Regions from separate parts of the Mus musculus genome. Here region 2 is linked to region 1. The links are chromatin loops, found by intact Hi-C in ENCODE. Cell type or tissue: left cerebral cortex. All regions are shown on one strand. Each heading gives the region's core, and the rest is flanking DNA. Links, peaks and the distances in the headings are about the cores only.

What was found. Hi-C counts contacts between places; a loop is a spot of excess contacts. Peaks named below come from ENCODE experiments on the same cell type or tissue, not always from the same donor. Only the 100,000 strongest peaks of a DNase experiment are listed, where the experiment ranks them.
Region 2: a loop joins it to region 1, with 6 times the contacts of the local background. A loop is called at or near these places in 2 of 42 quality-filtered maps.

The regions. Positions count from the first base shown.
Region 1 is chr5:141,233,589-141,250,104 of GRCm38, forward strand. It overlaps Sdk1 (sidekick cell adhesion molecule 1), which reads left to right and starts at 7,946. Exons shown (of 45, transcript NM_177879.5): 1 at 7,946-8,504. The coding sequence starts at 8,261. In left cerebral cortex, for the core only: a CTCF peak has its summit at 7,720; DNase peaks (open chromatin) are centred at 7,863, 8,758, 9,300 and 9,711; H3K4me3 peaks cover 3,000 bases.
Region 2 is chr5:141,109,252-141,125,767 of GRCm38, forward strand. Gm30866 (a long non-coding RNA gene) reads left to right here and starts at 15,608. Exons shown (of 5, transcript XR_868655.3): 1 at 15,608-15,876. In left cerebral cortex, for the core only: a CTCF peak has its summit at 7,082; DNase peaks (open chromatin) are centred at 6,439 and 6,921.

The sequences.
Region 1 (16,516 bases), core at 4,208-12,207:
TGCAGCGCCAATTCTTTGATGAACCAGTGTGCTGATGTTTATCATGCAATTACATTCATTGTCTCTTGTGGGAACCCAGGCTGGTGTCAATCAGTCGACTAACAAAAGCTTATCTAGTGGCACATATCTTTTATTCCAGGATTTAGGAGGCAGAGGCAGGCTGATGTTTGTTGAGTTCCAGGCCAGCCTGGTCTACAGAGCCAGTTCTGGGATGGCCAGAGCTACATGATGAGACACTGTCTCAAGTCAATCAATCAATCAATCAATCAATCAATTGATCAATCAGTCAATCAGTCAATCAACCATAAATCAATTAATCTACTTTCTGAGAGTGACAATTGAGGGCTAACTTTCCACCCACACTGATCAAACTTAAGTGTGTAGTGGGATTGTCTGGAGGGCTTGTCAAAGTACAGGCAGTGTGCTCTGGCTCCTAGTTCAGGCAATGTGCTCTGGCTCCTAGTTCATGGTTCAGTAGTTTGGAGTTGGTAAGACTGAGGAGAGGAGCTGGCCCTAAAGGAGTTATGCTTCCGAGGCGAGGCATAGTAGTACAAGCCTGTGATTCCAGCACTTGTGAGGTAGAGGCAGAAGGATCAGGAGTTCAAGGACAGCTTCAGCTATACGAGAAGTTTAAGACCTGGCTTTCAAGAAACCCTGTCTCAAAAACAAACGAGTAAGACTCCATCCTAGTAAGGATGCCTTGGAGTTGAGGGATCCCTTTAAAGGAGGCTGATAGGCATTTAAAGGGGGATTCATGCATTTCTGGTCTCTCTCTCTCTTCCATGGCATTGCTCATAGGAAACTTTCACGAGGCTTTAGCTTTTGAAACTATTGGAAGCAAGCTGGGTGGGCTCTAAGGGAACCAGAGCACACACCCCATTGGGACTCAAAGGCAGCACCTGGAGCTGCTCCTTGCTCATTAATAGGTTGCCAGGCAACCGAACAAAGGTGAGGCTGAGCTGGGATTAGCAATTGGCAGGCATCTGAGAGAGAGAGCCACAGAGGGAAGCCTGCTCATCAAGAGAGGACCACAGGGGCCAGGTGGGAGGAACCCTCAGGATGTGACTAGGGCTTTGGTTTTCACGTGCAAGAGGGACAATGTGGAGGTGAAGACACATTCGGGTCATAACTTGCCTTCTAATAGGACTGGGGATTATTTTTCTCAGAAGAACCCCTGAGAACCCATTAGGGATATTTCTTAATATAGGTAAGAAATGGCTTATTGGGTTCCTCATCATGTCCCTTTTACAAACAGGCTTTATCAATTCATTCTGAAGACGTGTATTCACATCTGAAAAACATTAAAAGTATAGAAAAACATAATTTCACGTGTCCTGGAGGAAACCTATTGAGAGTTGGCATTTATTTATTTATTTATTTATTCAGAAAAAAGTAAAAACAATTGGGATTATTCTACACTTATTTGCTCTAGTTTTTTTTTTTTTTTTTTTTTGGTTTGTTTTTAAACCAAACCATCTAGAGTGGATGTTTCTTTATTGGCACTCTTCACTGTACTTTTTTTTTAAAAATTGTTTTTTTTAACTGTTACTGCTTTACTTTTTATTGTTTGAGCATTTCATTCATACACTCATATAACAAATTCTGGCCATTTTCACTCATCCCCGTCCTCACCTCCTCCCTCCGCTGGAAACCTTCCCAACCGGTTGGTTCCCTTCCTACTTTCATGACTTGTTTTTGTGTGTGGCTCACTGAATTTATTAGCTTTGCTTGCTCCAGTGTGGTTGGGAAGTTATTCAGCAGAGCATGGACAATTTACCAGTGCCCACACGACTGAAGGACGTGACACTCCTCCCACAACAATCCTTCCGGGAGGGGCGGGGCCTTATGGGCACCTCCCCGATTCTTTCTTTCTTTTTTTAAAAAGATTTATTTTATTTATATGAGTACACTGTAGCTGTCTTCAGACACACCAGAAGAGGGCATCGGATCCCATTACAGATGGTTGTGAGCCACCATGTGGTTGCTGGGAATTGAACTCAGGACCTCTGGAAGAGCAGTCAGTGCTAGTAACCGCTGAGCCATCTCTCCAGCCCCCCTCTCCGATTCTTGATGAACTGTTCTGTTTGCTTGTTTTTTTTTTTTTTTTTTTTTTTCGAGACGGGGGTGGGGGTGGGGAGGGGTGTCTCTGTATAGCCCTGGCTGTCCTGGAACTCACTTTGTAGACCAGGCTGGCCTTGAACCCAGAAATCTGCCTGCCTCTGCCTCCCGAGTGCTGGGATTAAAGGCTGTGCCACCACGCCAGGCTTTGATGAACTGTTAATAGACCCAAACTTGTGCGAGTCTTTTGCCGAACTACGGCTGCTTTGAGTTCATGAGTGGGATGGTTATGCCATGGGCAGAGGACATCTTTTTGTTGTTCATTTTCTCAATCATTGACCCTTTCATTCTCTCTGCCCCTTCTTCCAGAATGTTCCCTGAGCCCTGGGAGGAGGGAGTATTATAGCTGTCCCAATTGGAGCCATGGATTCTATCCCTTTAACACTTTCGACTATTCCTTAACAGTCATTGAGATTTATTATATGAATGTACCATATTGCACGTTTGGGGCTATTATTAGCAATGTCGAAATGAAAAGCCTTATGTGTAGGTGAGGTGCAATGATAGGGCAATTCTTATTTAAAATTTAGCTGGGAGTGGGTGGGGGTGGGGGTGGGGGTGGGGGTGGGGGTGGAGAGATGGCTCAGCAGAGAAAGGACTGAAGCTCAGATCCTAGGTACTTGTGAAAATGGAGTCCTGACTTGCCTGTAATGTCAATGCTCAGGGGGCAGAGACAGGGACTTGGGTTGAGCTGGTCAGTTAGATTAACCAAAGTGGCTAGCTCTGCATCAATATATGGTGTGGAGAGCAATTGAGAAAGGCACAAGATATCAACCTCTGCCCTCCACATATATGGACACACACACACACACACACACACACACACACACACACACACAAGTTTAGCTATAGATCAATCGATTAACAGGAGCAGGTTTGGGGGTGGGGAGTGGAGGAGGATCATCAAAAACAAAGTATGTATGAAACCTGACATAATAAAATCACTTAATATATGCTATATATGATAATATATGATAATTTAAGAAAAATGTGAGTATAAAGTCTATGTTTCTTTCTAGAATGGCTCTTACATTTGCCCATTGCAAAGTCTTGGAGTTTTGTTTTGTTTTTGAGATAAGGTTTCTCTGTGTAGCTTTGGCTGGCCTGGAATTCTGTAGACCAAGCTGGCCTCAAACTCAGAGCTCTTCCTGCCTCTGCCTCCCGAGTGCAGGACTCAAAGGCATGCACCACCACTGCCTGGCTATTTTGGAACATTTTCATGTGGCTTTGAAAAAGCTTTCATGTTTTGTGTGTTTCTTGAATTGTTATCTTCTCTTTGTATTTCTCTTTCTTTAACAATGATTTTCATTTTAAGTATATGTATAAGTGTGCATTTGTACATGTGAATGTAGTGCACATAGAGAGCTGAGGGGGTTGGGTCCCTGCAGCTGGAGTTACAGGCAGTTGTGGGCAGCCTGCACCCAGGTTTTCAGCAAGATCAGTGCTCTCAACCACTGAGCCATCTCTCCAGCCCCTGAGCTTCCTGTAGTGTCTGCACACTTATTTTTATTATTAGGGAAAACCTATTTACATAGATATTAATACTTCATCCAGCCCCATGCAATTCCACCATGATGATGCTTTGGGCTTTCAATTCACATACATCAGCATATATTAGTGTTTTAGGAAATTGCATATTTTCTTAAAAAAAAAAACCCTAGCACTATTATTTTTAAAAACCATTCTGTTCATGTCATGCCCTATAAGAAGATGGAACAAGAGAAATACAGAGGAAAAGATCAAGAGGCAGCCCTGTTCATCATCTTATTTAATTTTCAAAGGCTGGCTGGGTGTGTGGCTCAGTGGTAGAATGGCTGCCTAACATGCACAGGGTCCAAAGTTCATTCTCAGGACCATTAAAAAACAAAAACAAAAACAAACAAACAAACAAACAAACAAAAACCCAAACCCCATACCACCCTAGGAGGCACAAAGATGTAATTAGTGACCCACAAAAGAAACAGAAATCCCTGGGAAGTCTTGTTTAAGTTCATATTCAAAGCCAGCAGTCTAAGGGCAGGGCTGATGAGGGGTTTGCATCTGGCCTCAGGTGAGGTTGAAGCTCCTTGGGCTTTACCCACAATAGCCGGTCCTTAAATTGTAACAAGACTTAGCCAAATGTAGCAGCAAGCTAAGGCAGGAGATACATTTCGAGTTCTGCATCTTGGCACAGGAGTCAGCCTGCCCAACAAAAGTACACCTTATCCAAACAAACAAACAAACAAACAAACAAACCCAACAAACCCAACAAGGGGAAGACATGGATAGTCTTCCTGACCATTCTAACTTTTGGAGGTATATGTTCTTCTCTACGTAATTAATCGGGGGGGGGGGGACGACAACTCTATTTTATTAGAAAGTAGAGGTAGCTATAGCTTTTTCTTTCTTTCCTTCTTTCTTTCTTTCTTTCTTTCTTTCTTTCTTTCTTTCTTTCTTTCCTTCCTTCCTTCCTTCCTTCCTTCCTTCCTTCCTTCCTTCCTTCCTTCCTTCTTTCTTTCTTTCTTTCTTTCTTTCTTTCTTTCTTTCTTTCTTTCTTCTAGTATTGGTGTTTGAACAGAGGACCTGTATGCATGTTCTTCCACGGAGCAGTAAAACCTGGCCTTCTTTTTACTTTTTAATTTGACACAGACAGGGTCATTACGCTCCAAGTCTGGCCTTGACTATGCCACCATCCTGCCTCAACCTTTGTAGTAGCTGGGATGACTGGCTTGCATCACCAGGTCTGGTTTACAGTTCATTTTTGAAGAGGAAAATGAATTATGGTTATCAGTGTATATTGGTGAATATGTAGCTAAAGGGTTTTAAAGGAGAACCTACACACACACACACACACACACACACACACACACACACACACACAAAGCACGTTCATTTCTTGAGGGGTTGTTGAGCCTGGTAAAATTAAGGTGAAAGGTTAATTGGTGTTCTGGGAGAACTGTTACAAGTCTGCTTGACTAGTTCCTCTCCCCAGCACTAGGAACAAGTCCTTTTGTATTATTATTTTAATTTTTACAAAGCGTGTGGTCTGGATGATGAGCCTTGGAACCAGGCTGGTAGCCAGCACACCTCAGCCATCCCTGTGTCTAGTCTCCACAACACTGAGGTTATAGCTGTTTATGGTCACATCTGGCTTGTAACTTTGGTGTTGGGGATTCAAACTCATGTCCTCATGATTATGTCGCATGCTCTCTTCCCCACTGAGACACCTCCCTAGCCTCTTGTGATCTTCTTGCTCAATCTCCCAAGTGTTGGGATTATAGGTCTGTACTACCATACCTGGCTTCTCTCTGTATTGTTATTACTGGGGTGGGGTGGGGGCAAGACTACTTATCATCCAAGCACACTTCCAGATAGTGACTAATGGGTCCTGTAAAAGGCATACAGGCTGGCAGGGAAAAGACTTAGAGGAGGACTCTGGAGAGCCAGATTCTTGCTCTGACTTCAGCACAGCTGGTTTGCTTGTATTAAACCCTTCTGGCTTCATTTCTTCCACTATAGGATGGAGGCTGTAATAGAGCCTTACTTTCCCAGGATGATACTGGAATAGAACATTTCCCTGAGGGGTCCCCAGACCTTCTCTGTAGCAGCAATGCCTTCTATCTTGATCTCCCATAAACCGACCATACCCTGACTTCCTTTTCTCATTTGCAAGCAAGTTTGCATGAAGCTTTCTGCTAACTGCAAGCTAAATCACAGGAAAAAAAAAAGCTGTGGACATTTCTGGAGTATGCAGAAGTCAAGAAGCTGCTTAAGTCCCATTGGTGCCCTTGTCATAAGGGTATAAAGATAGATATTATAGGTAATAGGGAAAGCTGAGCTACAGGAAACTGGTGGAGCAAGGGTGTTTCTTGACAAGCACTGCCACAGGGGACCAGGGGAAGGGAGAAGGCCAGGGAGAGCGATGAGCTCTTACTGAGTGCGGATTAGGTCATTTTCTTGCAACAGACTTGTGAGATGGGAGTTAGTCCCAACTTTTTTTCCAGAAACTTAATCAGCAGTTTGCCCAAATTTCACAACTTGGAAGAGCAGCGCTAGCCCACCAGGTCAGATAAAACTGCTTCGCAGGTACATACTCAACCTCGCCCTGCCCCTGCCCCCACTCCACCCTCCATCTCTGAGCAAGGCAGGGGTGCTTAAAGGAGGAGAGGGCAAGATTTGCACCCTTGACCTTAGAGGTCACTTCACGTTTGTAAACACCAGTGACAGCAGTTTGGTGGGGGAGGTGATGCTGCCTGGACCCTCCCAGAGTCCAGTGTCCCCGCGTCGTGCCCCACCCCCTAGCACAGCAGACATTGCTCATTTATCGTTCTCTTGGCATTTACATAAGCCTGTAAGCTTGTAGAAATCCACATAGTTGGCAACAGAAATTTACAAATACCACCTTCCTCCACTCCTGCCAGAATCCACTTGTTCTCGGGGTGCCATCGCTGAGGGGACACTTCTTTTACCTAGCAACCATTGCCCATTTAGAAGCCCTGCCTCCCCCCGCACCCCCCCTCCCCCGCCCCAGAGAACAGTGAATATTTTAGATGCAGTTTTTATTCCTTTGCTTTTTCATAGCATGTGTAGGAAAGGGCAAAAGGCAGAGACTGGGTCTTCAGATAGAGCTCATAACCCACCAATTTTATCTGGGCGTCAGTTTCCCCACTTTTCCTTAACTGTTAACACAGGCAGATGTGTCAAGAGGCAGCTCAGTACAGGGACTCTGCAAACAGGAATTAGCGCTAACTCACGAGTCTCAGCCCCTTGCCTGGGGCTTTTTGTTAGCAGGGACAATCATCAATCACAAGTACTTGTAAGCTGACACAACACACTTCCTAGGGAGCCAGCCCCTGGCAGGGCACACTCGCTGTCTCTTTGGCCTTCTAGTCATATATGACCTCACTCAAACTCCATCACAAGCTCTCCGATAACTCCTAAAAACGCAAGACTGGACTGTTACCCGCCTCTCTCTCCAGTTTCCCTCTCACAAAAGTCCCAGCCTCTAGGCTCCAGCGTGCTTAGTTCACCCTATAAACTCAGCTAATGGTTACCACATGCTGCTGAGGGTCCGCGCCCATCCCGACCTCTCCACCCCTGCAGACTCCCCAGGCCCTGGGATGTCCGATCCTTGACGCTGCAGGTCCTTCCTCCAAATCCTCCCACGCACAGCGGGAAGTACCCTGTACTGTGGTCCTGCTGGCCACGCATGACCTTGGACACTTCTTCCAAAGCCATGTCCACTCCTCAGAATAGGTTGCGTCTTTGCGCCCCACGGTGCTTCTGATTGCTGGGAATTGAAAACTCGATCGCGCGCCTTTCTCCTTTGCAATGACAGCAACTTGGCTCGGAACCACCCCAGCATCAGAGTCCCTGGCTGGAAGCAGGAAGGCTCCCGGGACGCATGGAGGGGCGTGCCCACTGGCCCTCCGATCCCTAGTCCCTCGGGCTCAGTAGGGACTGCGGTGCCAGGGGGCCGCCACACCTGGTGTCGTCCCACCCGCGGGACGTGCAGCTCAGCCCCTGGGGTCTCCCGGCAAGGGAGCAGGCACCGCCCCGCCTGAGCACGCCCCGCAGACAAGCCCGCCGGGGAAGCGCGTGCCGAGACGGCGCGCCGGCTGCAATCCCCGCCGCGGGTCCCTAGGGGGCGCAGCGGGCGCGGGAAGTCGCTCTGGGCCCGGGCACGAAATTGCAAGCGGGCGGGCGCGGCGAGTTTGAAAACAAGCGAGCGCCGTGGGGGCGGGTCCCAGGCGCGAGAGCCGCCGGGCTCGGCCAATCAGATGCGGGTGGCGGGCGCGGGCGGCGCGTGCGGCCGGGCTGTGAATGGGGCGCGGCGGTCGCGGCGGCCGAGGCGAGAGCCGGCGCGCGGGCGGGCGCACTTTCTCCTCAGCGCCGGGCGGGGGCGGCGGCGGCAGAGGCGGCGGCAGAGGCGTTCTGCTCAGCTCCCCTCACAGAGCGCTGCGGGGCCGGCGCTGTGCGGCTGCGAGGAGCGGGGGCGACGTGCTGGGCATTTCCTCGCTCGCTGACAACTTCTCCTCGACCCGGCTCGCTGCTCATCGGAGCCCGGACGCCGCCCCTCGGCGCTCGCCGCTGCCTCAGCGGGTCTGCGCGCTCCCGCCCGCCCTGCCCGTCCCGCGGCGCCCGGGGGTGGCGGCTCCGCGGCATGGCCCGCGCCCGGCCCTCGGTGGCGGGCGGCGGAGTCGCGGCGCCCCCTGAGCGAGCGGGGCCCGGGCGGCCGCGGAGGAGCCGGACCGGTCACCACTGCGACCCCGAGTGCCCAGGGCTGCGCGCAGCGCCCAGGACCCCCGGGCCGGGCGCGGGCCGGCGGGCGGCAAAGTTGAGGCCGGGCCGCGGGTGGTGGGCGCTGCTGTTGCTCCAGCTGCACTTGCTGCGGGCGCTGGCGCAAGGTAGGTGCGGGCCTGACCGCCGAGACACCCCCGAGGTGGACTTTGTGGGTGCCTCCCGGGGTGGGCTTTAGGGGTGCGCAGTCCCGGGGTGGACTCCTGAAGCGCGCGCCGCCAGAGGTGACACCCCAGGGGTGGACTTTGTGGGCTCCACCTGGTCTGTATTATGAGTGGACATCTCTGAGGTGACTTTGCAAGTGGACACCTATGGGCTGGGCTTCAGGGGTGCACAATCTTGGGGTGACAACCCGCAGTGTACTTTGTGGGTGCTACCTGGGATAGACTATGTTGTGAGTGGGTATATCTGGGCTGAGTTTCAGGGCTGTGTAGTCTTAGGGTCACACCTTTGGGATGTACTATATGAGTGGAAACCCCTGAGGTGACTTTGCAAGTAATATACTTCTGGGCTGAGGTTTAGGGGTACACAATCTTGGGTGACACCTTTGGGTGAATTTTGTGGGCACCACTTGGTATGCATTATGACTGGACATCTCTGAGGTGACTTTGCAAGTGGACACCTATGAGCTGAGCTTGAGGGGTGACACCCTGTGGTATACTTTGTGGGCACCATCTGGGATGGGCTATGTTATGAGTGGATACCTTTGGACTGAGTTTCAGGGCTGCAAAGTCTTGGGGTGACACCTTTGGGGTGAACTATATTAGGGGTGGACATCACTGAGGTGACTTTGCAGGTAGATACCTCAGGGCTGAGCTATAGAGAGTTACACAGTCTTGGGGTGACACCTCTGGGGTGAACTATGGATGCATACCCCTTGGCTGGGCTGTGGAGGTGCACACTGGAGTCTTGGAGTGGGCATCACCTGGGATAGACTGTATTAGGATTGAACATCCCTGGGGTGGACTTTAGAGATGGACACATCTGGGCTAGGCCTTGGGAGCATGAAATTTTAGAATTCACACTCCTGGGATAGACTGAGTGATCATTTCCTAGATTATATGAATACACATGGTGGATTTTAAGGTTGACACTCCTGTGGGGGTATATTCAGCTTTGAGTGGGCTAGGGATAGATATCTTTGGGGTGTACATTGGGGATGGATAGATAGTATTGGAGTAGACAACCCTGAGCGGATCCCTGGGTGCTCACACTTTGGATGGATTCTATAGATGAGTGCTGTATTGAATGAGCATCTTTGGGGTGGACTCTTGGGGTGCGCGCCACCTGGGGTGGATTCCCTGAGGTAGACTTTGTGGTTGTGGCATGGAGTCACCTCGGGGTTGTGGGTGCTCCTCGGCGCAGTGCTTGGAACTTGGCGAGCATTTAGGGCTCCCTACTCTCTGAATCACCTGGCCAGGACTGCGGGTCGCTAGGTCTGGAGGCAGTTAAGGGGTTAATGCGGTGTGTTTCTAATCCGCGTTGCAATCGGAGCGCGCAGATACCGAGTAGCTGAGAAGCTGGAGAAAGCGCCTTGTGTGTTGTGTGTTGCATTTTTCTTTTCTTTTCTTGCTTTTTTTTTTCTTTCTTCTTTTTTAAAATTTTATCGGAGCACTGGAAAAACCTTTAAAGTTGAGCCGTAAGCCACTGTGGCTTCAAAGAACGCCCAGCGCGTCCTATTGCACTGATTAAACATGAGCTGATTCCTATCTGAGTCTGCACCGCAGAGTCTTGTTAACGATGAGTGACATCCGCGGCGGACTTCAAATATCAAGTGCCAGTCACCACCAGCAGCCCTTTCCCTCCCTCTCCCCGGGGCTGCCCCCTGCGCCCAGTACTGATGCTTCACCCCAAGTGGGTGCCTTGTACTCGGTGGAGCAAAACTTTGAGAGCCCGCAGCTTTGCCTCCGGGCTTTGTTTTTTCCCTCCTTTCGCTTCTGTTTGGAACACGGAGGTGTTCTCTAAAAGAAGGAAAGAGGATCCTCCGATTCAGGGTGACCTTTTACAAATGGAGACGGAATCTCTCCCGAAAGAGCTTTCCCTCCTAAATCTAGATTTTCCCTGCTTAAACCCGAAGCACGCATGTGCTAGTCAGCCCAGGGAGGTTGCTGGTCTAAAAACATAAAAACCAGGCATAATCCTGTTAACATGACTTTTGATGGAGTCTTTAAAACAGATTAGTGAACCTGGATTGCATTTGGTAGTTTAGAAAAATTAGCTTCCAAGTTCATTGCTCGTATCCTGGAATCTTACCACAGTAAGGCAGTGGGCATTTGGAGATTGCAGGAAACAGGAAAATTACACTTAAATTATGAATAGTTGTGTTTTGTGTTATATGTGCCGATGAGTTATGTGTGGTTTAAAAAAAATCCAATGATTTAAGTGTAGTACTTACAAGTCTGTCTTGGAAATTCCAATGAGATAGCTTAACAAGTACCTCATAACTTAATATTCATATTCAAGCTTATCTAATGTTATCTGAGTGGCAGCCCTTTTCCCAGTAGGTTTTGATAAATGCCCCCTTTCATGTTCACTATATGGAAACAAATCACTGTTTCTGGTTACTTTAACCCCTCCACACCTAACGTACTCATTCCACTTTATTTTGGGTGCTGCTTTTTACCCAAGGATGTTACCGGGGAGAAAAGGTGTTTACTGGTTGTGTAAAATGGAATCTGTAGGTTGTCAGAGAAGCCAGGTTCAAGTGAAGAAATCGGGATCACTTAGGATGACCTTCAGAGATGGAGTTCAGTTTCTTGTCCCTAAAAATAAAAGTGACATTCACTTGACAATCACCTATACAAGAGAAGATTGGCAAACCACTTTGAGCTGTGGGAAAGACCACTTAGAGCCCTTGTTTCAAAGTGTATCAGAGTTTACCAGCTGTACCTTGCAGGCTGTTGAAAGCATTGTCCTTTCACAGTTGCAATGTTAGTGGAAATCATTAATTTTTATACATGCAACAGCCTTACTTTTCAAGGGGAGGAACTCTTTTATTCCTTCTTGCTAATAAAATCACAGGTACCCATTTTACATTTATATGGTGCAAGAGAGTATGCAGATCTTTCAGTGTAAAATTTCAAGTAGGTTGTCACAAATTTTAAATTCATCGACAGGTTTCTGTTCTTTGTGCTGTGTGAAATGTGTAATATATCCATCATCTTTTATATCGTATTGAAAATTCATATTACAGAGGAGATGTCACCATTTGACAAAACCTCATGTATCTTGAAAATGAAAATTCCGGTGCTGCTGTTGAGGTTTCTGATGGGATGATGAGTTGGTCATATGCACAGGAATGCATTCTCTAGAATCTTATCAGATAAAATGTAACATTTTGCATGGAACAGTTACCACTAAGTTGGAACTGTCATAATGCCATATTGATACTGTGCATCTATTTGATGCTGTTCCTAATTCCCCTGTAGGCTTTTCCTCTTAGGATACTTCTTATGGGTTGGATTTGTCATGATTTATAGCAGACAACGAGGGCAACATAATTACTAAAAGTTATATATGTATGGCTAATGTGAAGTACCAGGTTTGGATCTTGCAAGTACAACTTTGGTATATACTGCAGTTTCTTCCCTGTGCATGAAAATGGAATTTCCCATTATATACTCTGCTTATTGGTGTGTGTTTAATTGTTCAGGACTTGTCTGAATTCCTAAAGAGCCAAGTTGTTACTTCTGGAAGGCAGGTGGCAATGCATGCTTTCTTTATGCTGTGCACCACATATGAATGGTTCAGAAAGGGGGCTTCTGAGGTAAGGGATACATCATAGGGACAGGGGTGTCCTGTGCTAGCTTTATGGGAAGAGTAGACAGAAGCAGACAGATCCACTGACCAATCAGGTTAGCAGAATTTCTAAGCTCTGATCTCTGTGAGAGACCCCATCTTAAAATAAAATGTTAACTCCAGTCTCTTGGATCTGTTCTTCTCAAACATTAGCATTAGGTGGGACATTTGAGAGAATGCAGGACCAGCTCATTTCTTGTGAGCCACCAAGTGCTTTTCAGGGGACTCTCAAGTCCACTGTCATTTAACAATCTCTGGCTACATTGCTTTTGTCCAGTTATCAGCTGACTTTCTGGAAACTTCCCCAACCCTGTGTTTCACAAACTTGACTGCACACTAGATAGATCCCCTGGGAGATTTGAGGCAGGATCGTACTACTGGGCTTGAAGTTTGTCCTAAGCAGTAGGGTTTAGAGACTTCCCAGTTGATTCTGATGACTAGTCAGGTTTGGGAACTACTGATCCATGTGACTCCATTCATCCTTTAATTGTGTCCCCAAGCCTTCAGATCTAAGTGGCTTCTATGGAGATGGAACCTGTGTTTGCTCATAGGTCCTGAGCTCATTTTCTAGTCAGCCCTTTTAGTTTGTATTGTGTTCCTTGATAATAATGAAACTGTTCCGCTCCTGACTTGAGCTACTCCTAGGATTGTATTAGAATCATTAGTGACATTTATTTATGTGACAGGATTTCCAGTGACCCAGGCTTCACAAATAAATTCACTGTGTAGCCAAGGATGACGTTGAACTTCTGATCCTTTGGCTTCCATACCTTAGTTCTGGGATTCCGCAGTACCTGTGACATCATACCCAGGTTATCACTAGTGCAATTAAAGAATACAGTTGCGTAGGCTTCACATCAGACCCACCAGGTCTTAGAATACATTTAAAAAAGTGTCATGTGCTGGAGACATGGCTCAAGGGTTAAGAGCACACACATGGCACTTCACAACCATGTTTAACTCCAGTTCCAGGAGATCTGATGCCCTCTTCAGACCTCAGATGGCACTGCAAAAAAAGGATTCTGCATGTGAGATTCCCATATTCTACTTTTCCCCATCCTTGTGTTGATAATCCCATAATCTTACTTAATTCGCTGGCACTCTTACCCTTTTTTTCCTATGATCTGAGCTACTTTCCCCATGCCATTTCCCAGCTGTGGGTAAGGTCTGCTAATTATCCTTTCTGCCCCTTGTTAGATGGAGAAATAACAAAACGGTGTTAATTGAGGTCACTGTGCGTCTAGTCTCCCTTTGAGCTCCTATTGTTTTCCATTAGTCCAGATGTGCTTTGTGTTTCCCTCCTCTTCTTACCCTCTGACCTGGTCCCTCAATTGTGAAGTTTGAATTTGAACCGGAACTTGGGTTCCAGACCATCTTGCTTTACTAGAGGTTTAACTTAATCAGTGCTCAGACATTTCATAGACCGCTGCACATTTAACAGAGGGCTACTAGTTACTTGATCGGGTAAACCCCCTTCTCTGCAGTCTGCATGTAACCACCTGTAGCTCTCCTTTAATGTTTGTTTATGAACCAAGCACCAAGGATGTTTGTTCTTCACTCAACCCCCTTAAACATTTGTGTGTGAGTGTGTTTGTCCACTAATATGGATGTCAGAGGACAACTTGTGAGGATTGGTTCTTTCCTTTCACCATGATGGTCCCAGGTATTGACCTCAGGTCATCGGGTTTGTGGCAAGCACCCTTGTCCACTGAGCCATCTCACAGGTCTGGTCCTAGCAACTCTTGAGAGAAGCGAGCACTTAGTTTTTTTGTTTTTACTGATTTGCTCAAGGCTCCAGGATGTGTACTGGTGAAGCCTGAGAGAAAAGCCTCGTCCAGCATCTGTGAACATAGCTTGGGTCTCCCTGTAGCCTGGGCTCTTGGAAGGAAAAAAATAAAAATGCAGCAAGTGGTCTGATCCATAGTGCAGAAAGATGGTGAGTGAAACTCTATTGTATGGACTGACCTGTCTGTGACTTTCAGTCTTACATCACAGCCATGATCATAGAAGACACTTCAGATAATTTGGAGAATGGAGAAGAGAATGTGCATACCACCTTCTGTGCACCCAAACCCTGTCCCCTAATAAAGTAGATGTTGTCACTTTGGTTTTCCCTCACCCCATCCATTTTTCTTTTTACACTATAACTTGAACTCCAGTTGAGTGGGCAGTGTGTCGCCACCCCAAAGTGGACCATCAGGAGTAAATAAGCCCTTTCTTGGAGGACATTTGGAAAAATTCTCTTTTCTACTTTAAAGTACATCGAATTTATAGATGTAGAGAATGTACAACATAGATCTTTTGGTTAGTGCTTTGCTGTAGCATGTTTGTTCTCTAACAACAAACAGTTAAGTTCAGCCCCCTGCAGGGACCGCACCCAGCTTGGAAGTCCTGTATCCTAAACACTTGCCTCAGACAAAGTGCAAGGTGTGAATGAGGCTGGTGTCTAAATGATACAAGCTTTGCAGTTAATTACATTTTATGTTTCCATTCTAAGAGTCCCTGTGTCTTTGTTGTCACATGGGATTGGGGTTTTAGGTTGTGTGGTGCCTTTCTGCCTCTTTCTGACCTTGTTTTGGGTCCTCAGAGGTCAGGTTAGTGAGATCCACTCACTAAAATTAGACTGTGAGATGGTCACAGGGTAAGGAGGAGATTTGTGTAGGCTCTGAGTTAGGATTTTCTAAGAACAAAGCAGTATTGAGCGCGAGGACCCCATGAGTCCCATGCTTGGCAGTTGAATGAAGCTGAGGGTGGTTACAAAAACAGTTCAAAAGGTGTGTACTATAGGTCAGCAAGGGATTATTTAAAAATAAATTTAATATACATGTTATTACTTGGTTAAATACTCCTAGTAAGCAGCAACACATATGGGCATTCCAAGTTCATATGGTTTCCTTTAATGTAGTTAATTTGATGTCAGCATTTCTACAAGACATTAGGCATTACCCCCAAGTTTTGCATCTCTTTTAATAATTAAAGAGTGTGTAAATATTTGTAATCTTAATACTGGGGTGAGAATGTATTTTCTCAGCTAGAGGTGTTTTGGCACCTCTTGCCAACCATGGTAGCACATATAAATCATTGGTGATATGTTTCTCAGTGGATCCCTGAAATGCAGACGTCTGTCCCTCTTTGGTAGATAACTTCCTGCTGCTTACAGGTGTCACACCTGAGACCTTCTGGAGAAATGATTAGTTTTACAGCATCATTACATTAACATTGTTTTCTCTTCCCACTATCTAGAAACAAACAGCAGCAATAGCCACAAACAAAACAACTCAGGAAACATTGCTGTAGGTTTATACCTTTGTTATTGTAGTAGGTGCAAGGTTTGGCCCCCTGACAAGCAGTTCTAAAGCCAGAGATGATGGCATCAGCTTGGCCCCAACTCCTGTGAGCATTCTGGGAATGAGAATAATTTCTCCTAGAAACTGACTGAGGCAGGTGGGAAGAGTGTTGGGCTAAGTGTCTGGAGCCCTGGCTTTTATCTTACTCTGAAGCCATCTTGCAGCTCAAACAAGTCTGTTAGCCTCTCCTGAGTCTATTTTCTCACCTGTGAAAAGGTGGTGGTGGTGGTGGTGGAACCTAGACCAGTGAGTGAGTAGATGTTTGGAATTGTTTTGCTCTGATTGTCTTCTCTTCTGTGTTGATATCCTTTCACCCTGTCTGCAGAATCTCTGAGTGTGCCTGCTGTCTGGGGTTCTGTAACTCCATATGTCTTAGCTTGTAGGAACCGCTCCCTTTCATTTTACTATTGTCAGGGGATATATATATATATATATATATATATATATATATATATATATATATATATATATATTTGAAGACAACTGGTGCAGTGTAATATTTCTCCTTAGGTGCTGCTGTCTAACACGTGATGGATTTACTACAGCTTGAAAATGGTTCATGCTCAAAATTTTAGGTTCTGTAAAACAAATTAGTGCTATAATTTATCAGTGTAAGCCTGAAGTTTGGAGGAATAAATATTCTTGAAATAGGAGACATTTATTTATCTAAATGGCTGGAAGAAGAAAGAGCATGACGAATCTGAATCTGGTGGCAATTAATGCAGTGAGGAATTGAAACAGAGATGGAATAATGATGGCCATGAGGATGTTTAGATTTACTGGACAGTGACCATCAGTAATTTAAAGATTTACTTAAAATTAGCTCTAGAATAAAATTTCACTTTTAACATGATTAGCTGCCACTCTATTGAGATACTGTGTCTGGAGAAGTTAATAGCTATCAATTAAATAATTCAAGTTTTTGACAACTGACTTGTCAGTCAAGTAAATTCATGAATTGGCTGATCTGTGGA
Region 2 (16,516 bases), core at 3,844-11,843, 120 kb before region 1:
TAGGCCAGACTGGGCCACTCTGAGAAGGCTGGATCTATGTTCTATGCTCCTCTCTTTCATCCTCTGTGGGAGTCCTGGGAAGGGTCTTTTGCTTGTCATCCTGACCTCTAGACTCTTGTCAGGTTGCCCTTTTGAAATCCTAATTGGAAACCTAAGGCTAGCAAACAAGATTCTTCAACTTGAAACATCCATCACGTGCTGCCATTGGGCCCTGATAGTGTTGGCTGTTTAGGATTAACCATGAACACCCAGCAGTAAATTCTGATCAGGGATTTTTTTTTTCTTTTTTTTAATCATTGAGGGAGCCATGTATTGGCGGACTGACATCCTGCTTTCGAGCGTCCTTTGGAACAGTTTCCGTCCTGTTTCGTTGTTGCTTTTCAGCCTCCTGCTGCTCCCCGTGCAAAATTGACTGGGAGACCACAGTCCATAAATTAGGAATTGGGACCAACCTGTTTTCTTTGCTCTGCTTGAACTGACATTTTACCCAGCCCCTCCCCAACCCCCACTCACCCGCTGTCTCCCCCACCAAGGCTGGTCTTTAAATAGCATGTAAATGGGGGCAAAGCACTGAGGCGCCTCATGATGGGATGGGATAATTGGATGAAGTAGATGTGGAGATTTCTAGAACAGACATCCCCTGCCCATTACGTGTTTCATCAATGGGACCCAGGGGTGTTCTGCATCTCTGTCAGCACCCCCAAGAAGGGGCTGCTGTTTCCTGCTTTGATACTTGCTCAGTTCACAAGCTGTCATCTGTCTAGATGACATACGGATGGAAACTGGAAGGTTCCAGCAGCTTAGTGCCCTCGGTGGCTCCTGGCTGTCAAGGTTCAGGACCCACGCATGCTTCATCAAGGGGGCAAGTAGCCTGCAGAGGGACTTTCTGCCCGCATTGACAGGAAATGCAAAAGGGGCTGGAGAGGCTGCTGGGAGGATCAGGGCCATCCTCTAATGTCCCCGGAGTCACTGTCACCTAGGATGGGGCCATTCATCTTGCTGGCAGACCACAGCAAGGGACACTGTGTAGGCTGAGCCTGACACCCCGGGAAATTGACAATTTTGTATTTGTTCACTTACAGGCTCCATGGAAAGGAAGAAAAAAAATGCTAGTGTGGGAGAGAGGAGGCCAGTTCTGTTTGGTTAAATGTCGAGTTCTGACTGTGTGCTGATTTGGGTTGCCTTCTGTCTCCTGAGTTTCTGTAGTCACACTGTGTGAACTTACCTGTGGTGTAAGTTCCTGGTGGAGGAACAGCTGGGCTGAAGCAGATTTCAGGTGCTCATGGGCTTTTCTGGAATGGAGCATCTCCCCTAAGTACAGAGGAAGCAAGGCCTGTATCCTAACCCATCCATGTGTACCCATGTGAAAGGGGAAGGGGTGGCACAGAGACCCCCCCTAGTGAGACTAAATCTCAGGAAAACCAAACAAGGGCTCAGGGAGATGTCTCAGTTGGTAAAGTGTTTGCAATACACACATGAAGGCCTGAGTTCAGATCTCCAGAACCCATATGAAAAGGCAGGTATGGCTGTGCACACCCCGAAACCTAGCACCAGGGCCCTTGTGACAGGGACGATCTTTGTGCTTGCTGGCCAGCCAGACTGACAAAAATCAGTGAAGCACAAGGTCGGTAAGAGGCCCCAGGCGTTAGTTTAATTTCTCACTGTTTCGATAAAAATACCCAATAAGAAGCAATTTAAGAAAGGAAGGGCATGTTTTGGGCTCACGGTTCGAGGAAGCTATTGATCCTTTTTGTTGTTTTCTGTTTCTGTGGTAAAACACCATGGCCAAGGAAGCAATTTATAGGAGTTGTTGGTTGGGCTTATCATTCCAGAAGGAGACTACAATGGCAGGGGAGTAGACAGGGGTGGGGGTGGGGGGAGTGGCTGGAGCAGGAAGCTGGGGAGGAGGCATGGCGGCAGGAGGCGTGGCTGCAGGAGGCTGGAGCAGGAAGCTGCAAACAGGAAGTAAAGGAAGAGAACTGGAAGTTGGGAGAGGCTCTTTCCTCGAAGACCACCCTCAATGAGATATTTCCACTTCCTAAAGGGCTCATAACCTTCCAAATAGCACTGCCAACATGGGACCACATGTTCACATGCCTGAGCCTACCGGCACTTTTCTCATCCAAACCACAGGGGCCATGGTGGCAGGAGCGGTAAGTGACTGGTCCTTATGGGACTGTAGTAAGGAAGCAGAGAGACCCTCCTTTTTGTGACCCCTTTCCTCCAGTGAAGCTCCACTTTGTAATAGTTACACAGCATCCCCAAAATAACAACATCACCAGCGGGGGTCCAAGTGTTCAACACATGAGCTTGTGGGGGACGGTTCACCTGCAAACCACAATACCCCAAGTCCTTATTTCATTCCTGTTGATGGGATAAAATGACCTGACAACAAGCACCTTAGGGGAGAAAGGGTTGGCTCACAGCTCTAGGTTAAGTCTATCACTAAGGGAAAATCAACCTGGAACTTAAAGCAGCTGCCCACATTACATCTGCAGTTAAGAGGGGAGGAAAATGAAGTAATTGCATGTATGTTTGCTCGTGTTCAGCTCCTCTCTGTACTCGTACAGTTTAGAACCCGAACCAAGGGAATGACACCACCACCAGGGGGCAGGGTCTTCTTCTAGCAGTTAAGGCAACCTCCCCATGTCCACAGACCTACTTGATCCAAATAATCCCTGAGAGTCTCTTCTCAGATCTCAGATGGTGTCAAGTTGGTAATTAAAACTACCCATTGTACCCTTCCATAAAAAGTAAGGTAGAGAGTTATAGAGAGAAATCTAATATTAATGGTTGGATTTTGCAGGTGTAAGTGCATACACACACACACACACACACACACACACACACACACACACCATTTGCATAACAGCAGTGCCATGTATAGACACCATTCTTTGGAGGATGTGCAAGTACTATCAACAGTTTCTGGGTATCTGAGGAGGAGGTCAGAGGTCAGGAGAGGGTGGCAACTTCCTCTCGCTGTATGTATGACCCCCTCCTTGTGCTGTTTGAAAGTTTTACCCCATGCAAGCCCAATTAAACATTTTCTTTTGTTCCACGGGTGGCAAGGTTATTCTCGGCTCGTGAGCTGATTTTCAGTTTGTTTGACTGGAGGATGGATTTGATGATTATTAAATGAAAAAGGAAAAAGCAATTTCTTGCAAATTGCTAGCTGCAGGGAGTGGGGGCTTTTATGCTGGTTCAGGAGGGGGCATTCTGTGGTGAGGACAGAAGCCAGCTTTCTCTCTTCAGTGGGTCAACACACAGGCTTTGCATGGGCTTCTGAAACTACCTCATGTTGGGTGCTGTGGGGCGCCCTGACACCAGCAATGAAGAGCAGCAGGCATTTATGTTGAGTGGGCAGATGCTTGCTTCTGGAGGCAAGCACATATGCCACACCTTACCCAGGCTTGAATGAGAGACACGGGCTGAGAAGTAGAGAAACTAGGCGCATATTTATTGGTAATGCTTGTGTCTCTGCCATCTCATCTCACTATCATGGAGACGGGGAGTTCTGTTATGACTGTCCTCATTGGGTGGAAGGGGGAAATTAGGCAAGGTAGTTTGGTTTGTCAAGGGGTCCTGGGCTCTTGATGTTAGAGTGAGTGCCACCCCCAGCCCCCAGGTTTCTCACTGTGTCTTTGTGTTTTTGTTATGGAGGTGGAGGGGCATCATTTGATTGTTGCCTTGAAGCAAAGAGTTTAGTCAAGAAATGCGCTGGTTAGTCTCGTCAGTTGGAAACAACCTAGAGTCACATGGGAAGAGACAGCCTGTATTGAGGGATTACCATCATCAGACTGGCTTTGCGGCTGTGTATGTTGTGTGTTTTACTAATGTGGAAGGGCACAGTCCACTATGGGTATCACTATCCCAGGCAGGTAGTCCTGAGTGGTGTAAGGATGCAAGCTGACAAACCAGGGAAACAAGCCAGCCAGTAGCTTTGCCCCGGTTCCTGCTTCTGTTCCTCCCTGAGATCCTGCCTTGACCATTGGGTCAAGGATTACAATCAGGATTACAATCAGGTGTATAATGATGGATTACAATCAGGGTGTATAAGCCAAATAAACCCTTTGATCCCTAAGTTGCTCTTGGTCATGGTGTTAATTGCAACAGACAGGCAAACTAAAGCAAGAGACATAGGTAGTTTGAATGTTGGTTTATTTAGCAAAAGCTAAAGAAAGCAAGACTTCAAAGAACAGGGTTGGAGTGGGCTACCCAAGATGGGCAATGCCTGGGAGGTTCTGCAGTGTCGAGTCCAGAGAAGCTTTCGCAAATGGTTTTGAAGCAGATGGCTTATTTCAAGGATAGAAGCGACCCTTTCAGGGTTGTCAATTTATGACATTTCTGCCCGTGATCTCCACAAAAGTGTGTGTGTGTGTGTGTGTGTGTGTGTAGAAGCCACAACACAAGTGACATAATATGAGTATCAGGTGTCTTGAGGGTGTTAACCCGCCTCAGTGCGTGGATAGAAGCACTGGTGCCTCAGCTTCTGATGTACCTGGTACAACCTCACCACAGTTTCAAAGATGCTTAACCAAAGAGGGGCTTCCTGATGGACAGGAGACGCTGCTACCAAGATGTGGTTCCTTGCCCAGCTCTTGGCAAGCCAGTATCATATCACTTCCTCTACCCAGCCCTCAGTGGAGCTGGAAAGCAGACTAATGCACGGACTCATGGAAGTGGATTTTTTTTTAATGTTATTATTGTTCTTATTAATTTACAGTGCTTGGATTCAGACCCACGGGCTTAAGCACACTGGGGTAAGAACTCTACCATTATGCTGTATTCCCCCAGTTTACTATGACTTTTAGACACCATCTTCCCATCTCAGAATCTCAGGATGTGCTTGCCATTTCTGCAGCACTGTGGACATTTTTTTTTTCATATAGCACTTTTACACCCAGTGCCTCACACACGCCATCCGCATCCCTGGGACTTGTTACATAGCCTAGGCTGCCTTGAGTTCTTGATCCTCCTGCTTCAGCTTCCCAAGTGCTAGGATCACTAGGCCTGGCCTAATTTTTAATGTGGCTTTACCTGTGTTCTGACTCCTCATGGAGCACCTATGGGGGCTTGGGGTTCCCCAACTGCTCCTCGCTGCACATCAAATCAAACCCCAAGTTCCCACACACTGAATCCATGGTCCCTGTCCCCACATGGTGGCCTATCTCATGGCCCTGTCTGAACCTCTGTCTCTCCTGTCTTCCTCACCCCTCTGAATGTCTTCACCTTCTTGGCTCCCTGGAACCCCACCTTGGCTCTCTCATTCCCCATCACCTATGGTTTTCATTTCAGAGGTCACCTCACAATACATTAATGTACAACTCTCAGCTGTACATTAATTCTGCAAATCTAGGAGCTAGCAAGATGGCTCGAAGGTTAAAGGTGCCTGACATCGAGGCTAACACCAGAACTCAATTCCTGGCATCAATAGGGAAGGAGACAGCTGAAAGCTACCCTCTGACCAACACATGAACTAAAGGGCACATACACACACACATGTGCATACACATGTACATACACACACTATAAAATAAGTTAACATGCAAATCTAGCTTATAGCCCTCACCTAGGGTAGCTCCTTTCTTCATGGCTGATAAGCTGGTCATTTGGCTCCTCTCCTGTGGGATATCCTCTGCTTTTTTTTTTTTTTCAATTTTTTGTAGTTAAAGTCACCAGCAATGCTCAGAAAATTTTCTAGGGTGCTAGTCTTGGGAACCCTCATGTCCATTATCCAGCTGCTCTGGAGACTGCAGCAGGAGAATTCCAGTTTCAAGACCATCCCAGGCAACATAGTGAGACTGTCTGAAGATAAAAAGCAAAAGGAGGACTAGAATGTTTGGCTCAAGTGGTTTGACATCTGCCTAGAATTCCCCAGTAAGGGGCTGGGGCCGTAGCTCAGTGGTAGAGCACCTGCCTAGAATCCCCTAGTGTGGAGCTGGGGTGGCTCAGTGTTAAAGCCCCTGCCTAGAATCCCCCAGTAAGGGGCTGGGGGTGTGGCTCAGTGGTAAAGCCCCTGCCTAGAATCCCCCAATGAGGGGCTGGGGGTGTGGCTCAGTGGTAGAGCATCTGCCTAGAAGCCCCTGAGAGCATGAATTAGAAGTATCATTTTTGCTTGCCTATTATGTGCAACACCTTGAGTTCTATCCCCACTGCCCCACCCCACACTCATATACAGAGGAAAGAGGAAGGAAAAGAACAGGGGGAGGAGGGGGGGAGGAAGGATACAGAAGGGGGAGGAGAGATTTGTAGATGCGTAGTGAATCTGGGTGTGACATCACAGAAAAGCCATCTATGTTTTTTTTTTAGTATGTTTGCTCCATGGGACAAGGAATCAGAGAAGGCTGCTTCCTTCTCTGAACAGTGTTAGTGAGCATAGCCCATGGCTGTCACCTGATTTAAGGATTTGTTTCTGAGCACCCAGCATTGGAGTCTGTATTTAAGAGTGACAGCAAAGCTCTGTCATCACCTGTGACCAACAACAACAGCCTACGTCGTCTGAGGCAAACACTGTCAGAGGGGTCATTTATTCCACAGGTGGTTCCAGTTTCTGGGACTAGACCTTATGTCCCTAACAATGACTCCGTTTTAATCCCCAGCCTGCCCTGGAGGAAGCAAACAGCTCACACTTGTCCCACCCCCACCTCCAGACTCCCACTCCCACATCCCACAAAGTCCGGATAACAGACAGTGCAGGTCACATTCCGTCTGATCCCAGATTGCACTGCACCATTTACTGTCTGTGCTTGGTGCTTTTCACAAACCAAGACACGCACCATCTGCCTGCTGATTGGAGGTCTGGGATTCTATACACATTGGTGGCGTTCACACACCGAAGGAGGTGTGATTGTTGCCGCCACCCGGAACTGCCTGTCCTTGTACCAGGGCCTCCTCAGTCCTTCTCTACCACATCCAGCAGGCACAGATGGTGTTGACAGTGTCAGAATTCTAGACACATGGCATATGTCCTAGGAGCAGACAAGGCGCTAAATTAATTCTAAACGTCAGTTGTAAGTTTCTTGCCAAAACACTCCCTCGCTGTATAAATAGTGTCTGCACTCTGTATTTTCCCCAGCAGGCTCTGTGGATGCCCAGGTATGCTGCTCTTAGCTTCATTTTACAGCACTGAACATTCTGCAAAGCAGCCCCAGCTCAGGGAAAGGCAATCAGAAAATAGTGGGTAAGAGCTAAGGTAAGACTAGGTGGGGGTAAACCTTCTCCTGTCGCTGTGGTGGAGAGCACCTGGGTCCTGTGAGGGGTGACTTCTGAGTCTTAATTTAAGAATGACATTTTATAGACAGAGGGAAACATACAGAGGGACATCCCAACACTCAGGAAGCAGAGGCAGGAGGATGGAAATTCAAGGCCTGCCTGGGCTATACAGGGAGTTGAAAGTCAACCTAGGCAATTTAGTGAGATGGTGTCTCAAAATAGAAAGTAAAATCAGGGTTGAACATGTATCTCAGCAGAAGAGTGTGTGCTTAGAATTCTTCAGTAAGTCCATGGGCATGGCTGATGAGTACAGGGCTGAGTACATCACTGGGGGATTCTAGGCAGGGGCTCTACCACTGAGCCACGCCCCCAGCCCCTCACTGGGGGATTCTAGGCAGGGGCTCTACCACTGAGCCACGCCCCCAGCCTCTCACTGGAGGATTCTAGGCAGGGGCTCTACTACTGAGCCATGCCCCCAGCCTCTCACTGGAGGATTCTAGGCAGGTGCTCTACCACGGAGCTACGTTCCCAGCTTTCTTTTCATCTCCCCACCCTCCTGAGATAGAGTCTCACTAAGCTACCCAGAATAGCTTTAGAGTAACCATTTAGTCCAGACTGCCCTCTGACCTTCTGTTCCCCTGATCATGCCCAAGTAACTAGAGATAATAAGCTAGAACCAGCAGTTCGATTACCTTATCCTGAATTGCCAGAGGGGAGGCCCTCTGTCCAGATTCATGGAGGCAATGATAGAACAACCTGAGGATGCTGGTGGAACTCCGTCTGACGGTGCTCTCCTTGGTCACCTCAGCTGTGCAGTTGGGTAAGGGACAGTGAGGGGCTAATGTGCAAACAAACAATTGTATCCAGCTCTGGCTTGGTCAAGTAATGAGTTTCATGGGGGTTTCCTTGTAAGAGCTTAGATGATGTGTGGGCAGCTACACCACTCAGGAAAACGCCACCTCTCTGCTTCTCTCAGCAACGAACTGTTTATTTATCATTGGGGTCAGAGGATGAATCATGTTGATTGTTAACTGTCAGTCAATCCTTGGGAAGGAGGAGAGCCTCACAAGGCCCTTTTGCTTCCATGATGGGAAGGTAATGGACGTTTTCTGTGGGTAATTGCAGATGTAGAAGAGAGCAACCCAGCCCTATTGAGGACACTAAAAGGAAAACTTTGGCCTGAAGGGAAAGCTGACTAGACTTCAGAGGATACAAGGAATAAGCAATCCCAGAACCTGGTGTTGTCCTCTGACCTTCACAAGCACACACACACACACACACACACACACACACACACACACACACACACAAACGTTCATGTGCGCGCACGAACATTCACCCACTTTATCTCTGCATACACACAAAGCCACACCACGTAGACACCAAACCAATGCACACGAGAAATTCTTTATTGTTGGAATTTGTGCCATTGTTTTCCTTATTTTTCTTCCCACATTGTTCTAATTCACACGAAGAGACACGTTTATAGGTTAGATGTGATTGGCTAAGAGCATGAAAATACGCTCAGCCTACGCAGGGAAATGGAGAATGAAATTTGCAGTAACAGTGCCATATCCTGTCCTTGGGTTGGCACCACTTTTGGACCTGTAGTCTCTCAAATGCTCATACTCTATAGATGTGGTCCACAAGGTGGTGTGATTAGGAGAGTGAGACCTTCAGGGAGATGGGCCCAGATGGCAGACTTTAAGTTCATTAAAGAAGTGCCTTTGAAGGGGGACTGTCAGTCCCCACTCACTCTCTCACTTTTTCTTCAGTTCCCTGTGAGGAATAGAACTAGGAAGGTATAAAGACAGATAACATGCTGTGCTTGGAAGGCTGGGCAGTGGGGAATCTCAACCTCAGCTGGAGCCATGTCTGTCAGGCAGCATTGTGACCGGACAGTGTCTACAAAAAACACAAACGTGCACGTTGTGAATCATGAGCCTGCCGATGCCAGTTTGCAGAAACACCTGCACATCTATACAGAGGGTAAGGAGAAGACAACATTAATCTGGAGCCACAGCCATTGAAGAGAAGCTGGACATGGTCCGAATGCTTCCAAGAAGGACTTGGTTAAATAAATCACGACGTAGCCACACCATGCAAGGCTACACAGCCGTCAAGTGCAAGAGCTTTGGGGCTGTGCGGTCAAACATGGAGAAACCTCTAAGACATCCAATCTACCCTGAAGCTAGATACTGTTCTTCCTGTGTTGCACAACAACCTGGATGGGGGTTTTCTGAAGGGCCGTGTTGAGAAGGTCTCTGAGGTTTATTCTTGCCCACTGATGCAAAAGATGTTGATTGATTGGTGATGTCTGCCACAGGTATCATAAGGGTGGCACTATTTTTGACTGGTGTCAAATTCACTATGTAGTCGAGGATGACCTTGAGCTTTTGATCTGTCTGTGTCCATGTCCTGGAATTGCTGCCTGGCCTGTGGTTCTCTTTGCTGTCTGTCTGTCTGTCTGTCTGTCTGTCTGTCTGTCATCATCATCTCTCTCTCTCTCTCTCTCTCTCTCTCTCTCTCTCTCTCTCTCTCTCTCTCTCTGGTATATGTGAACATGCGGTACATGTATGCATGCCCACATGCAAACACAGACACCAGAGAAGGATGCCAGGTGTCCTGCATGTCATTTTTCACCTCTTTCTTTTTATCTCTGTTTAGACAGGATCTCTCACTGAACCTGGAACCACACTGGCAGCCAGCCTTCTCGTGTCTGCCCTCCATAACACAGAGGTCTCCATATGAGGCCACCCTGACTTTTTATGTGGGGACTGAGGATTTTGCCCCAGGCCTTCACGTGTATCAAGAGCTTTCCCTGCTTTGCCATCTCCCCAACCTCCTACCTTATATTTTGAGACAGTCACACTCTGTGCATGGATATAGATCACTGTCTTAGACAGGGTGCTGGCCATCAAACTCCCAAGATCCCTTTATCTCCACATACCTCCCATGTACCACATGTACAGACATGTACCACCACACTTGGCTTTTATGTACTGTGGATATGAACTTAGGCCCTTGTGCTTGCATAGCAAGCATTTTTACCCCTTAAGCCATCTTGCCAGCCCCTGGTGATTTGCTTTAGTTTAAGCAGTTTGAGGGTTGCTTGCAGAAAGTCTGGTATTTGGACATTTGAAGCTGCCTCTTTGAGAATCGATTCCTCTCTCAGTGCCCTAGCATCTTCTTACCTTGCCTTCATCTTGCATCTGAATTGAGGATGAACCATTAGGGCAGGAGAGAGGGCTCTGTAGATAAAGCACTTGCCAAACAGCTGTGAGGATCTGAGTTTAAATGCCCAGAACCCACAAAAAGTTGGATGCAGTAGTCCACGTCTGTAATCCCGTGGCAAGTGGGAGGAGGAGACAGGAGAATCTCAGAAGCTTGGACCAGCTAGCCTGGCACTCAAGAAGATGAACCACAGGAGATACCACCTTTAAACAAGTTGGAGGGCAAAGCCCATACCCAGGCTTGTCCTCTGACCTCCACACACGTGATGCACGCACCTGCGTTTCCACAGAGTAACCAGCCTCACAAAAATGAAGATATTTTGAAGAGATACTTGTATCTCTCAATCTGATAACCAGACTATTAGAACAATGGACCCTAAAGAAATGTAAATTTCTCCAGGAATCCCATGCTCAGAGAAGGAAAATTCACCAGCCAGTGAGAGAACTTGTCTCCTAGGAAGAGATTTCACACCTGAAGATAAGCTGGAAACCCAGGGAGTGATGGGTTAGCAGTGGAAAGGACCATGCTAGGGACACACAGATGTGCACAACCTTAGTCCTCTGTTTACATTTCAGGACCCTGAGGACAGACAGGGGGGATTTACTGATCTCTGTGTCCCTCTTGCCAGTGTGGTCACATTGAAAAAGTCTCCTTCTCCTGCTCTCTACTATGGACAGGTGACTGGACTTGAGTTGGAATACAGGTTGTGACTCCCCAGTTTAATAACTATATATGAACACACACACACACACACACACACACACACACACACACACAGAGAGAGAGAGAGAGAGAGAGAGAGAGAGAACTATAAAAAGGAAGATGATCAATACATAGTGAACATGATATTGCCATGACAGGGTATGATATCTAAGTCCACATTTCTGTACACACAATCTCTGTATCACCAGAAAATGCAGAATCCGATTGTTAGCAGAGCAGAGACTCAAAGGCAGAAGGGGGCAAGGACTGATTGCCCATGAGTATTCAGCCTGGGAACGGGAGGGAGATGAATGGGCCCAGGGCCAGGCAGCTCACCTCCCCTCACCTCCACAGGCTAAAGCAGATGGGAACCATTCGGAGACAGCCGCCGGTGTGAGTCGGAAACGTGTGTGATGGGAGAGTTGAGTCTGTTGCCCTCCTGTCTTGGGAATACCATCCCTGGCTGTGGTACGCTGGAGCCTGGGAGATATTTTCTCCCATGTTTAATGGAGCAACCCAAGCATCTTCAGCCTCTTGGTTGTTCCCAGATAGGGAAGAAGCAGCACAGGCCAGGGGCTTCTGTGATATTTGAAAGCACAGACTCCCAAGAGCTTCTGTGTCCCAGATAGGAGCTGTAGTGGCTTGAGATTGTAAGGGAAGGGAGGCTGCTTCCCCTAGATGGGTGAGAATACGAATAGTAGTGATGTGGACCAGAAAGGAGGTATGCAGAGGTGTGATGGCTCACTGTCAACTTGAAGAGCCTAGAGTCACCTAGGAGACAAATCTCAGGGCATAGCTGTGAAGGGCTGTCTCAATTAGAGTAGCCTCTGAGCCTATAAGGAATTATCTAGATTAGGTTATTAAGCTAGGAAGATGCGCCCTAATTGTGGGTGGCACCATTCCCTAGGCTTAGGCTCCGACATGAATACGAAGTAGAATGTGAGCTGAGCCCCAGCATCCATCTCCCTCTGCTTCCTGAATGTGGATATAATGTATAACTCTCTACCTTATTTTTTAAGTCAGGGTTCCCTCAGACCCTGGAGCTCCCTGACAGGGCTCTAGAAACCACCCTGTCTTTACCCACCAGCCTTAGAGTCACCACCAGGCCCAGTTTTTATATGGGTGCTCGGACTCAGTCTGAGTTGCCAGTGTTTGTGAGACAAAAACTTTGCCCACTAAGCCTAGACATTTATTTTACTTAAAAATTCTGCCGGGCAGTGGTGGCGCATGCCTTTATTCCCAGCACTTGGGAGGCAGAGGCAGGTGGCTTTCTGAGTTCGAGGACAGCCTGGTCTACAGAGTGAGTTCCAGGACACCCAGGGATACACAGAGAAACCCTGTCTCAAAAAAAAATTCTAGTCAAAAGGGCAAATGTAGCTAAAATGTGTGCACAGTTCCTAGTGTGGCCTTAGCTCACAGGGAAGGGGCATGGGCCCCTCTGCTTGCACTGGCCTCCTGGGCTCAGACGCCAAGGGATTGCCTTCCCCTTTCTCACTTTCTTGGTGTTGCCAGGGATGTTTCTGTTGCTATTTTCCTGGCTAAGTGGAACACTGTGAGGAAAGAAGTCACCCCTACAGTCGGCTTCCCCAGTTCATCTCCCTCTTTCTTCCCCAACAAAGCCCACCATCTCACAGGCCTGGAATAGACACTCAATAAATGTCTATTGATTGCGTCTAGATTACAATTTTCTAACACCCTCGGGAGAGCTAACTAGCAACCAAGTTTGCCCCTATATATTGCTGAAGTACATCGATTACCAACCCACAAATGGGTGTTGTTTGGCCTCAAAGACTGGTGCAGCGAGCTCTCCAAAGCCACATAAATCATTCATTCAGAGACTTACACACTGGTGCAGTTGTAGTTAATGTTAGTCTGAGAGGTCAGGAACTTGGTTATTTTAGTGTGTGTGTGTGTGTGTGTGTGTGTGTGTGTGTGTGTGTCTGTCTGTCTGTCTGTGTCTATATCTGTATATCTGTATGTATGTGTGTGTGTCTGCCTGTATATTTGTGTATATGTGTATATGTGTGTATCTGTGTCTGTGTGTCTGTGTGTCTGATTATGTCTATATATCTGTATGTGTATTTGTGTGTGTATGTGTGTCTCTTTGTCTGTGTCTGTGTATCTGTGTGTCTGTCTGTGTGTATCTGTATATCTGTTTATATGACTGTGTCTGTATATATGTATGTGTATTTGTGTCTGTGTGTCTGTGTACCTATGAGTCTGTCTAAATCTTTGTATCTGTGTATTTGTGTGTGTGTGTGTCTATCTGTGTCGGTATATCTGTGTGTGTGTCCATGTCTGTATATTTATGTGTGTCTGTGTTTGTCTGTATCTATGTATCTGTGTGTCTGTCTGTCTGTATCTGTATATCTTGTGGGTATCTGTGTGTCTGTGTGTCTGCCTGTGTGTCTATCTATATCTGTGTATCTGTGTGTTTGTGTATGTGTGTGTCTGTCTGACTGTGTCTGTATCTCTCTGTGTGTGTGTGTGTGTGTCTGTGCCTGTGTGTATACCTATTCATATATGTGAACTCGGACTTGTGTATGCTATAGTACATGTGTGGAGGTTAGAGGACAATTTGGTTGACAGTTCTTGTCTTCAGCCTTGCCTGAGGAAGTATCTCTTGTTTTCTGCATGTGTGCCCAGCTTCTTGGGACTCCTTCTGTCTCTACCTTCGGGCTACTTGTAGGTCTGTTGGGATTACAGACCTAGGTACAGGATCTCAGTTTCACAGTGCTTCTGGGAACTGGAACTCTGGTCTTCCATTTTCATAGCAAATATTTTACCACTCAGCTGTGTCTCCAGCCAGGCCTGCTTATTTTTGTTGAAGAAGACACTCAGCTCCTCCTGGAACACCTGCTGCTTCAGGCTATGCTTGTGAATAACAAGTAAAGGACACTGGCCCAACACCCTGCAGGAGTATGACAAAGGGTCCTCTACCCGCCCCCCCCCCCCCGCCCCAGCTTCATCTGGCAGGAGGCAGACAAGGCACAGAAAGCATGGCTCCACTCAGAGCACAGGATGGTATGGGTCTTCTTGTCCCTATCCAGCAAGAGTCTGGGTCAGCCTGAGATGCACATTTGAGAGAAAAAAGGGCAGCCAGAAGGAAGGACAGAGGGGACCACTGAGTGGCTGTCGTGTTGGGTAACCACTTAGGGAGATTAGGAACAGTGAGGGAACAGGAAATAGACTTTGGTTAAGATGAGGGGCAGGCACGCAAATAACACCGTTTGTCTTAGGAACAACAGTGGAAATTCTAAAGGAGAGGAGACGACCTAGGGTGTGTGGGTAAGGGCAGAAAAGAGAGGGAGCCATGCTCTGGGGAGAGTAGAGCAGAGTAGGATTCAGGGTGTATAGCACTGGACACCTCAAAAGAAGGAGCAGGGCAAGCCTAGAGCAGGGGCATTGGCTGGAAAGCAAGAGGGAGCTAGCCAGCACCCAGGAGTAGAGAGGCCAGCAGCCCAGAAGACTGGAAAGAGGAGGAGGTTCGAATTTAGATGAACAGAAATCAGCCCCTCCCTCCCCAATTCTCCTCTGTCCCTTTTTATACACCCTAGCCCTATACAATAACATCCGGTGGTACATTGCTTAGAGCCTCAACAAGAATTTCATAGGTCATAACTCAGCCCATCTCAGCCCCGAAGGGCCTGTGAGTAATTCTGCAGTTGTTATACTCCAAGCCTGTACCACAACAGGACTAACAAATCAGTCTTAGCCAGGCTCCCTCATCGGGACAACTAAACATACAATTCACAGTGAAGAACAGAAAAAGGAAATGTATCCAGTATGGTTGGTTCCATGGGGGAACAAAGAGGCCTTGTGGCCTCTCTTGACCATCACTGGGACCCTACCATGAGGTTTAGGTTTAAATAGAGATAGGCACGGTGGAATAAAGAGATGAGTCAGTGGGTAAAATACCTGCAAAATAGGAGTTTATATAGTCAGCATCCTTGAAAATGCGGGACAGATATGGTGGCCCAAGACACGATGGCTTACTTGTGTTCCCAGGACTTGGGAGAAAGAGAATCTCCCAGGACAATTTGGGTAGCTCGATTGATTTATTGAATAGGTGAGTTCTGGATTCCTGCCTTAATATATAAAGAGCAATCAATCAAAGAAGGTACCTGTCATTAACTACGGCCTGATATGTGCGCATGCTTGTGCACACACACATGCACCCATACATACGCATGCAAAAAGTTGTTTGTTTGGGGAGTGGAGAAGAGAAGCAGAAAGGAGAGAATGTCTCAGTGGCCTTTCCACCTGACCCCAGTGTTGTTTCTCATCTCAAACTGCTGAAGCTCCACAGAAAACAGCCTCCCTAGTAGCAAGATTCTGTCTACCCCACTGATAACATCTTTCCTGAGCAGCCAGCAGCAGCCTCCAGGCCCCTAGGCACAATGCTCAAGCTGTTGTCTAATCAGCCCTTCTAGCACGTCGTCAAGCCAGGCCTGAAGAGTCTGCTGCACACTCTTCCCACCTCCTAAGAGACTGGTCATAGGCTACAGATATCCCAGGCAGGACATGAGGGGAGACAAGCCCAATGTCCTGCTGCCTGAGGCCTAGGTCCCAGAAGCAGGAAGCCTGTGCCTGTGTCACATAGAGAATTAAAAGTCTCTGATGATCCTGTTCTTCTTCTAGACAGGCAGTCCACCATGGGGGCTGGTTCTTAGCATAACCACCTGACCTGCCCCCAGGCCACCAGAGGGTGCCATCCTCGAAACAGTAAGTAGCACAGAGGTCTCCCTCTCCCTCTCCCCCTCCCCCTCCCCCCTCTCCCTCTCCCCCTCCCTCTCCCCCTCCCCCTCCCTCTTTCTCTCTTTCTCCTATTTGGTACTTCCAGGTACTTCTCATCTGCCTAGACCTGGTGAGTCAAGGAAATGAGCTTCATGGAGCAGGAAGAGAATCTAGAGAAGGCAGCTTGAAGTCGAGTATTGAAATCAGATGAGCAGGCTGGGGATATAGCTCAGCAGTTGTTCGGTGTTTATATAGAATTCTTCTGGTGTGTATGTTGGGTATGTGCTTGGTAGCAGAAGCCCTGCCTAGAATCCCCCAGTGAGGGGCTGGGGTGTGGCTCAGTGGTAGAGCCCCTACCTAGAATCCCCCAGTGAGGGGCTAGAGTGTGACTAATCAGTAGAATACTTTCTCTGGATTTGATTGCCAGTGCCACACACATGCATACACAAAGAACCAACAAAATGAGGACAGCGTGATAAACCCTAACTCCCCTCCTCAAAGCAAACCCTGTACCAAAGACTATTGAGAGGAACAGGAAGGGAAGAAATTGACGTAGAACGGACCTCCTCTCTGGGGAAACGGATTCCTGGTTGTTTCTTTCTGCCCTTCTTTCGCAGCCTGATCGAAA